Regions from separate parts of the Homo sapiens genome. Here region 1 is linked to region 2. A link is an interaction called in ENCODE POLR2A ChIA-PET data of the cell type or tissue named here. Cell type or tissue: K562. All regions are shown on one strand. Region 1 overlaps PI4KA (phosphatidylinositol 4-kinase alpha). Region 2 overlaps AIFM3 (AIF family member 3).

Region 1 (5,000 bases), 160 kb after region 2:
TTGAAGGAAAAAGGGAATATCTGGGCTTACATAAATGTAGGAAGCTTTCCATCTCTTAGATCTGTGAGAATGTAACAGGTTACATTCTATATATGTGTTAGAATATAAGAGCTAATTTCAGCCACTCAGAATCGCACCTCTTAGAGACAACTCCTTGTTTAAGTATAGAATGTATTCCTCCAGGCTCTGAAAATCTCACTGCCACCTGCCTGCCTTTGGGGCATTTTAGGATGGCCATGATGTGCCCTTGGAGGCTTCCCTTTTCCTGGTAAACAGCTCATTGTCCACCCTCTGTGGTGAGGGCTCCTCTCCATGACCGCTGCCCCACTTTGAGCACATCCAGTAAGTGGCAGATGGGAGCACACTAATGTGGCTGACTGCGAGATCCCCACGTATCACTCCATCAGACTTGGCTGCCGCCCACTTTGCCTGTAGTGGTGACGAGACAAGCGAGCCCTGCTCTCTGAAATGCCTCACTGTAGGACAGACAGCAGCAGACCCTGTGCCTTCTGAGTTTCCTCTCAAACTACCTGTTTTACTTGGACTTTTTCTTTTTTTTGAGTTGGGGTCCTGCTCTGTCACCCAGGCTGGAGTGCAGGGGTGCAGTCATAATGATCCTCTGGCCTTGCCCTTTCAAGTAGCTGGGACTTCAGGTATACAACACCACATACTAAGACTTTTCTTACAGCCGGTCCTTCTATCTCCCTTCCCAGGCCCTCTTCCAAACTGCTGTAAGAATTTAGTTTTTAAGAATTGTTTTTAGGCCAGGAGATGTGGCTCACGCCTGTAATCACAGCACCTTGGGAGGCCCATGTAGGAGGATTGCTTGAGCCTAGGAGTTTGAGACTAGCCTGGGCAACATAGTGAGACCCTTAAAAACTAAATAAAATAAAAAATAAATAAGAATTATTTTTAATAGCGCAAATTTGATCACTTCTTTTCCTGCTTAAAAACTTTCAGGTTGGGCACAGTGGCTGACACCTGTAATCCCAGCACTTTGGGACAGGTGGATCACTTGAGACTAGGAGTTCGAGACCAGCCTGGCCAACATGGCAAAACCCGATCTCTACTAAAAATACAAAAATTAGCCGGGTGCAGTGGCTCACACCTATAATCCCAGCTACTCAGGAGACTGAGACATGAGAATCACTTGAACCTGGGAGACGCAGGTTGCGGTGAGCAGACATCGTGACACTGCACTGCAGCCTGGGCAACAGAGTGAGACTCTTGTCTCACAGGAAAAAAAAAAAAGAAGTTTCAATGACACCCCCTGCGTAAATCCCAAATGTTAGGTCCCTAGTTCCTGCAGCCCCTGTCGTTTGCCATCATCTGTGTCCTCTGTGGGGTTCAGCCACACAGGACTTAGCCCATATTTCATGGTGTCTTTCTGAGAAGTGCCCGATAATCACAACCTTCCCTTCTCCCTCATCTACCCTTTTTAATCCGGCTGTTTCTCCCTCCCTTCTTTCCTTACTTGTTCCCTCTTTCAGTGGCCATTTCTTATGTTGGCCTCTTGGCGTCTCAGCTCCCAGTGGTATTGTTGCCCATCCTTTCTGCTGTAAGTTGCTGGTTTGCGTCCTCTTTAGACAGATTGGCAGTGTGCTGCCAGCTGTGAGATACCAGCTTTGACACAACTGGAGCTAAACTAAACTCTTTGAGTCTGTTCTCTAGTGCTTGAAAAAGTCATAAAATTTAGTATTCACTTCTTTATGAATTGATACTGTCTTATGAAAATATTACAAATTCATCTGTTTTTCAATCATAGTTTTTTGTTTGTTTGTTTTGATTTGTTTTTTTTTTTTTTTTTTTTTGAGACGCAGTCTCCTACTGTCACCAGAATGGAGTGCAGTGGTGCAATCTTGGCTCACTGCAACCTCAGCCTCCCGGGCTTAAGCAGTTTTCCTGCCTCAGCCTCCCAAGTAGCTGGGATTACAGGCACGTGCCACCACGCCCAGCTAATTTTTGTATTTTTAGTAGGGACAGCGTTTCACCATGTTTGCCAGGATGGTCTCAATCTCTTGACCTTGTGATCCACCCGCCTCGGCCTCCCAAAGTACTGGGATTACAGGCGTGAGCCACCACACCTGGCCTCATAGTTTTCTATTATAGTTTCTAAATAATGGATTTTCAAACAATTATATGCTTTTGGGTTCCTATTTACTATATTTCTATTTTAATTTAAAATAATTTTATTTATGTAGAGACAGGGTCTCGTCGTGTTGCCCAGGCTGGTCTCAAACTCCTGGGATGAGGCGATCTTCCCACCTCAGCCTCCCAAAGTGCTGGGATTACATGTGTGAGCCACTGCATTGGGTCTGGGTTTATATTTATTAAATGTCAAATGACTGAATGACTTTATTTTTGTTGATTTTTTTCCTTCTTTTTTTTTTATTGTGGTAAAATACACATAACATAAAATTTGCTATGTCATTTTTTTTTTTTAATACAGGATTTTACTCTGTTACCCAGACTGGAGTGCAGTGACAAATTCATAGCTCCACTGTAGCCTCGACCTCCCAGGCTCAAGCAACCCTCCTGCTCCAGCTTCCTGAGTAGCTGGGACTATAGGCCCATGGTGCTGTATCCGGCTAATTTTTATTTTTTGTAGAGACAGGATCTCCCTATATTGCCCAGGCTGGTCTTGAATTCCTGGACTCAAGCAATCCTCCCACCTCAGCCTTCGAAAACTCTGGGTTTATAGGCATGAGCCACCATGCTTGGCCTTAATTATTTTAAAGTGTATAGTTTAGTAGTATTGAATACATTTATAATATTGTGCAACTATCACTACAATTCATCTCAAAAACTCTTTTCATCTCGTGAAACTGAAACTATACATCAATTATTCCCCATTTCCCCTTCCCCCAGTCACTGATAGCTACCATTCTACCTCTATGTATGATTTAAGTTCCTCTAATAAGTGGGATCGTACAGTATTTGTCTTTTAGTGACAGGTGTATTTCACTTAGTTGCTCTGACTTTGAAACTTCTAGTAGTGTGCATTTTTTTTTCTAATTTTGGTGAGAAAATATCTCTGAGGCCCTGTGGACCCCAAGCTTTCATATCTCTTCACCTTTAAAAAGGTGTATTTCTGCTGGGCATGGTGGCTCACGCCTGTAATCCCAGCACTTTGGGAGGCCGAGACAGGTGGATCACTTGAGGTCAGGAGTTCGAGACTAGCCTGGCCAACATGGCGAAACGCCATCTCTACTAAAAATACGAAAATTACCTAGGTGTGGCGACGGGCATCTGTTATTCCAGCTACTCGGAAGGCTGAGGCAGGAGAATTGCTTGAACCTGGGAGGCAGAGGTTGCAGTGAGCTGAGATCACACTGCTGCACTCCAGCCTGGGCAACAGAGCGAGACTCTGTCTCAAAAAAATAAAAATAAAAATAAAAAAGATACAATTCTTTTTTCACTTCCCACATACTAAGTTATATTGTCTAAGATGGAAATATTAGGACCATCATATCTGAGTCTTTGACCTGAAAGACACAGGTGAGGGGCATCAGTCCCCAAGGATTTGCAATCTACCCTGTAGTTGTTAATTTAAAAACATGCAGAGAATTGGGATATAAATAAAGGCAAAATCTGCACCTTTGTTGGTTATTGGGGGAGTCAGCTTGAGGAAGTACCCTAGTTGCCTGTCACCACGGCTGAGTTTCCAGCTTTATCTCCCACCAGCCTCCTGCTTGCCCGATGGGACTGCCCTAGAGCCTGAGTACTACTTTTCAACCATCAGCTCCAGCTTCTCAGTCTCTCCCCTTTTCAACGGTGTCACATATAAGGAGTTTAACATTCCATTGGAAATGCTTCGGGAACTCTTAAACCTGGTAAGCAAAGAACTGATGGATGAACAGACCATGGATATGTCAGTAAAATTGCTAGTGGTGAAACTTGTATTTTTAAAAGAAAAACTCAGAGTACCAGTATTTCAAAGTACAATTTAATAGTCATAAACTTGCAGATTAATGAAGGAAGTAGAGTAACATTCATGGAATCATTGTATACTGGTTTCTCATTTCATTCTTGAGCAACCATGTTGGGGAGGCACCCATGCATCCCCATTTGGAGGTCAGGAAATCGGTGTCAAACACGTCATGGATATGTAGGCCAGCAGCTGGGCTGCATCCAGTCCAGGGATTCTGACTCCAAGTCCAGTGCTTTTCCTGGGCTTGACTTCCTCTAAGGGGTGGCTCTATTTGGGTTAATAACAAAACCTGACTTTTTCATATTTGGGTACCTTTGGATGACATTGAGGGTGATACCAGAGAAAACACCAGGGCCATTGTTCGATTCCTTAAATGGCCAGAGCTTTGGTCAGATTCAGGGACCCTGGTTGGACGCCGTGGCTCATGCCAGTAATCCCAACTTTGGGAGGCCAAAGTGGGCGGATCACTTGAGGTCAGGAGTTCGAGACTAGCCTGGCCAACATGGTGAAATCCCATCTCTACTAAAAAACACAAAACTTTAGCTGTACATGGTAGTGGATCCCTGTAATCCCAGCTACTCAGGAGGCAGAGTTAGGAGGATCGCTTGAACCTTGGAGGTGGAGGTTGCAGTAGTCAACATCGCAGCACTGCACTCCAGCCTGGGCAACAGAGTGAGACTCCATCTCAAAAAAAATTACAAAATAAAGATCCAGGGGCCCTGAAGTTGTTACAATCAAGCTAGGATGGTTCAAGACAGATTTGAATAGGTACGGGTGATGATGTCATCAAGGCCAGACTCTCAAGATTGGGCTTGCTGTCTTGGAAATGAGAACAATTTGGATAGCATGGAGCATGTGCTGAGGAGTGGCCACCTCCCTGCTGTGTGGAGTGTGAATAGAAATCCCTCAGAGAATGGCTTCAGGCTGAAGATGTAAGAAGACATTACAACATAGGTAATAATTAATGAGGATGGAACCATAATGAATTACTAAATAGGCTAGGATGTTTTTGAAGTTGCTGTCAAGAAGGAAAACTACCTAAACTGCTTCTCAGTGTCAGTGCCCCAGA
Region 2 (5,000 bases):
TCCAGGGACTGCAGGGGAGAGCCAGCTTGAGAGGAGCCAGTTTACAGCAGAAGACACTGGGGCCCAGGGAAGGTGGGGCCAGCCCCAGTCACATAGGGGCTGCAGGACAGAACTCAGCAAACCCAGATCTGGCCAGGCGCAGTGACTCATGCCTGTGATCCCAACACTTTGGGAGGCTGAGACAGGAGGATCGCTTGAACCAGGAGTTCAAGACCAGCCTGGGCAGCATGACAAAAATGACCTCATTTCTACAAAAAATACAAAATATTAGCCAGGCATGGTGGTGCGCGCCTGTAGTCCTAGCTACCCGGGAGGCAGAGGTGGGAGGATCGTTTGAGCCCGGGAGGTGGAGGTCGACGCTGCAGTGAGCCGTGAGACAGGCACTGCTCTCCAGCCTGAGTGACAGAGCAAGACTCTGTCTCAAAAAAAGAAAAGCCAGGTGCAGTGGCTCACACCTGTAATCCTAGCACCTTGGGAGGCTGAGGTGGGCGGATGGGCTGAGCTCAGGAGTTCAAGACTGGTCTGGGCAACATGGTGAAACCCCATCTCTACTAAAAATACAAAAAATTAGCCAGGCATGGTGGTGGTGCACACCTGTAATCCCAGCTACTCGGAAGGCTGAAGCATGAGAATCGCTTGAACCCAGGAGGTGGAAGTTGCAGTGAGCCGAGAAGGCGCCACTGCATCCCAGCCTGGGCGACAGAGTGAGACCCTGTCTCAAAACAACAACAACAAATCTAGATCTTTTGGGGGTACCACGGACAGGCCTGGCATAAGCAGGGAGGGCAGCCGGCCAGACCCCAATGGGGTGACAAGCAAGGCTTGAAGTGGGCTTAACTGGGACCCAGAGGGATAGGGTCCCTACTTGCCCCACCCCCTGTACCTTGCTGAGCTTGGGACGGTCGTAGGGAAGGTGCCGGTCTAGCGTGCACAGGACGATCCGGTCGGAGAAGCCCTCCTGCCGCAGTGTCTCTGCACACACCAGGCCAGCTGCACCTGAGGGGAGGGGCCCGTGGGCCAGGAACCACTTCTCACCAATCCCATCTCCCACCCTGCCCCTCATGACCCCACTACCAACCTGCACCCACAATGAGCACATTGGTGCTACTGCTGTACCCAGCACTTGGAGAGATACACTTGGCCATCACCTTGGTCCTTCGCTGCAGCTGTAGGGCCTGTGGGTGCCAGGAGGGTGGAGGGTCACTGCCATCCTCTGCATGCCATCATCCTGGCAGGCAGGTCCTGGCGCTCCAGCCCAGCCTCATCCCTACCGCAACCCCTCACTCTGCTCCAGTGACACGTGCCAAGCTCCTCCCACCACAGGGCTTTGCACATGGCATTCTCTGGGCCAAGATGCCCTCCCGGCTCCTCCCTTCTGCCTGAGCCCCGAGCTATCCCCTCACCTGCTTGCTGGCCCGGACGTACACCTTCTCCTTCTCAATCTTCACCTGCAAGGGCTGCATTGCTCAGGACCAGCCCCGAACCCCACACCCCCAGGTTCCCACCCCATCGCACTCCTGGCCCCACCTGGAACTTGTGTAGACTGTCCAGGCCAGGGAAGTCCTCCAGGTCCCCAGTGCTGATGTTGAAGCAGGCGCCGTGCCAGGGGCAGCGCACCCGACCACGGGACAGAACGCCTGGGAAGGGGAGGTGTTAGGCTGCGCCCACCAGCAGGGGTTGCTTCCCAAGGATCTCAGTGCCCCGGCAACTGCGGGCCCCTCCCCACAGCCCAGGAGACTTCACTAATAGATGAAGATCCTGGGGTCTGGGGAGGAGCCAAGCTGGCATGGGGCCTGGAAGGTCCCCCTCACGCCTCCCACCTGACAGCTCACCTTTCACCAGGGGTGCGCCGTAGTGCGGACACTTATGGCCCAGGGCGTGGAACTCCCCATTGTCCTTCACCAGCAACACCTTCCCCCAGCCCAGCTCCACTTCCCGCATCCTGGGGAACCGCAGCACTCAGAGGTCAGGCCAGACACCAGGCACAACCTCCTGGCAGCTCCTCCCAGTGTCCAGCCTTCTGGGGAGCAGGCCCAGACCGGTAGAAGCCACAAAGGCAGTGACCAGGGCAGCAGCTGGTCATAGCCCCTTCAGGCCAACCCCGACCCCCGGCTATGGCCCCCTCACCCTCCCACCTTGGGACCCCTGATCCCCGCTCCCAGGCAAGCCCAGAACCCACTGGCCATTCTCGAGGTCCTTGACGTGGCAGACAGCAGCCTCCACGCAATCCTGAGGGCTGGGGTAGGGGTGAGGGGTGGACAGGCGCTCCTCCGTGTGGAAGTGGCGGGCCGTGCCATTGCCCTGGTAGGCCCGGGGGCTGCCCTTCCCACTGGCCGACAGCTCCTCCTTGCCTCGCTCCTTCTCAGGCAGCACCACCTCGATCTTGAGCTCCACTGTGGGCAAGGCAGCGCCTTGAGCCCCCCACCTCAGCCAACTTCCTCCCCCATCCCTCAAGCTGGGTGCAGAGGCCAGCTCCTCGGGGTGCCAGGAGGCTCAGCCCTGCCTGGCAACCTCCCCAGAATTCCCTCTGCACCACCAGCCCAGCAAAGAGCCTTAAACCTGGCACGAAGCAGCGGAGGGGCATGGATGGGTGGGGGTGCTCCCGGGTCTGCTTGAATTCGTTTCTGCATGTCTCTTTTTTCTTTTTTTTTTTGAGACAGGGTCTCACTCTGTCGCCCAAGCTGTAGTGCAGTCATGCAATCTCGGCTCGCTGCAGTCTCTGCCTCCTGGGTTCAAGTGATTCTCCCATCTCAGCCTCCCCAGTAGCTGGGACTTCATGTGCATACCACCACGCCAGAGGTGTGGCGTGACAGGGTTGGTAGAGACAGGGTTTTGCCATGTTGGCCAGGCTGGTCTCAAACTCCTGACCTCAAGTGATCTGCCCGCCTCAGCCTCCCAAAGTGCTGGGATTACAGGCTTGAGCTACCACACCCCGCCTCCTTTTTCAATTACAGTGTTAGTGAGGGGGACACAGAGCTGAGTTCCTTCGACCCTGCAGTTCTCCTGGCTGCAGAAACCTCTGTGGCAGAAAGAACCCTGAGGCCCTACAGTCCTGCATCTTCTGATGGACAATGACAATGTCCCTGACATCTCAGGGTATGACTCATGTACATACAGGAATTCAAAAGTGGCAGCAGCTCAGTTCCCAGCCAGTGAATCTGGGTGACAGGAAGTCAAGGGTTCATTGTTCTAGTCTTACAACTTTCCCATATATTTGAATTTTTTTCAAAAATTAAAAAAAATGTACACAGCATAATTCACAGCATAATTTCAACTTCTTCTTTTTTTTTTTTTTTTGAGATGGAGTTTCGCTGTTGTTGCCCAGGCTGGAGTGCAATGGTGCGATCTTGGCTCACTGCAACTTCCCCCTCCCAGGTTCAAGCGATTCTCCTGCCTCAACCTCTTGAGCAGCTGGGATTACAGGCGTGTGCCACCACACCTGACTAATTTTTGTATTTTTAGTAGAGACAGGGCTCCATGTTGGTCAGGCTGGTCTCGAACTCCTGACCTCAGGTGATCCACCCGCTTCGGCCTCCCAAAATGCTGGGATTACAGGCGTGGGCCACCACTCCCGGCCCGATTTCAACTTCTCAAAATAGCTCTTCTCACCAATTTGAGAATCCTTCATCACTAACCAGGTGCTGGGTTTTCAGTGTCCTCGTGTGCCCTGGGGGTGAACCTGAGCATGGGAATGCATGTGGATGGCACAGAGGGGGCACAGCCCCCCCCCCCCACAGCCTCCATACAGAGCCACTTCCCCAGCGTGCCCACGGGGCCAGCTCTAGCGGGGAGTGAGCCAGAGATTGCCATTTTCTTCTTTATACTTTTGCACATTTTCCAAATTCCCTGTGATGTGCCTGGGATATTTTTCTAATTAGAAGGGAACAATAAACAGAATTTTTAGCAGCAATAATCTGGCCTCCCAGGCTGCTGCTGCAGGGAGGAAGCTGAGTGATGGACACTAAGCCCCTGGCACAGCATGGGCCCGATGCTGGAGCAGGAGGTACCTCTCTCACTTCCCAAGGCACCAGCACCTCTGGGTTTTACCTCTCATCCCTTCCACCTCAGAACTGACACTCCAGAAACCAAGAACCCAGAGAGGCTGCCGAGATGCACCTCCAGGCCTTTGCCTGAGCTGTCCCCTGGGCTGGGGCTGCCATCCTTCCTATCTACCCAGACAAGGCTCAGGAGTTGCCTCTCCTGGCTGCCCAGCCCATCCATCATCTCATGCTCTGCTAAATCCTCCACGCTGGCCAGGTCCCCTCCCCAGCCCCAAGTCCCAGCCCTCAGCTCAGGCCCAGGCATAGCAGGGCACAGGGGCAAAGAAAAGGTCAGTTCCTTGACCCCAGCCCAGCAGGGAGGATGCAGAGCACAGAGCCACACTGAGGCCATCGTATCAGGTGGGGGGTTATGGGTGGGGCTTTCATTCCATTTTCTATACCTTATGTAATGGTGTTAGAATGTTTTTGGAAGAATTAAAAAGAGAAATACTTTGGACTTAGCTGACACCAGCTGTGGAAGCTGTGGGAGCTCACAAATAGCCTGGCAGGGGGGCCAGATAATGCCAAGCCAGGCTGCTCTCATCCTCCACCTCCTCCCAGAAGGCTCCAAGCCCACTCACTGATGCAGTCTAATGGAAGCCATTAAGTCAGGGGCCCTTTGGAAAGGTAGAGGGGAGAGGCGTCTCTGCTCACCCACAAAACTGGATCAGCCCCAGCTCCATGACTTCTGGCTGCCCATAAGACCTGCCTTAGCCCCTTTGGGCCTTAAGATGCCTTTATTATAAAATGGAGAGAAGGCCAGGTGTGGTGGCTCATGCCTGTAATCCCAACACTTTGGGAGGCCAAGGCAGGAGGATCGCTTGAGTCCAGGAGTTCAAGACCAGCCTGGGCAACAGGGTGAGATGCAGTCTCTACAAAAAATTTAAAAATTGCCAGTTGGCCGGGAATGATGGCTCATGCCTGTAATCCCAGCACTTTGAGAGGCCGAGGCAGGCAGAT

Evidence for each region. ChIA-PET counts read pairs that join two places held together with the same protein. Peaks named below come from ENCODE experiments on the same cell type or tissue, not always from the same donor. Only the 100,000 strongest peaks of a DNase experiment are listed, where the experiment ranks them.
Region 1: POLR2A ChIA-PET joins it to region 2 with 6 read pairs; 2 of 35 experiments call an interaction of 5 or more read pairs at or near these places.

What each region holds. Positions count from the first base shown.
Region 1 is chr22:20,812,191-20,817,190 of GRCh38, reverse strand. PI4KA (phosphatidylinositol 4-kinase alpha) reads left to right here. Exons shown (of 55, transcript NM_058004.4): 8 at 3,685-3,833. Among named protein-coding and RNA genes, the nearest start is that of SERPIND1, 41 kb to the right of the region's middle. In K562, no CTCF peak of the experiment used is centred here; no DNase peak of the experiment used is centred here.
Region 2 is chr22:20,970,700-20,975,699 of GRCh38, reverse strand. It overlaps AIFM3 (AIF family member 3), which reads right to left. Exons shown (of 21, transcript NM_001386814.1): 3 at 2,180-2,393; 4 at 1,833-1,942; 5 at 1,528-1,637; 6 at 1,404-1,448; 7 at 1,079-1,175; 8 at 884-996; 9 at 1-8. Among named protein-coding and RNA genes, the nearest start is that of AIFM3, 5.9 kb to the right of the region's middle. RefSeq lists a silencer at 3,601-3,792. In K562, no CTCF peak of the experiment used is centred here; DNase peaks (open chromatin) are centred at 1,976, 3,079 and 4,217; H3K27me3 peaks cover 3,868 bases.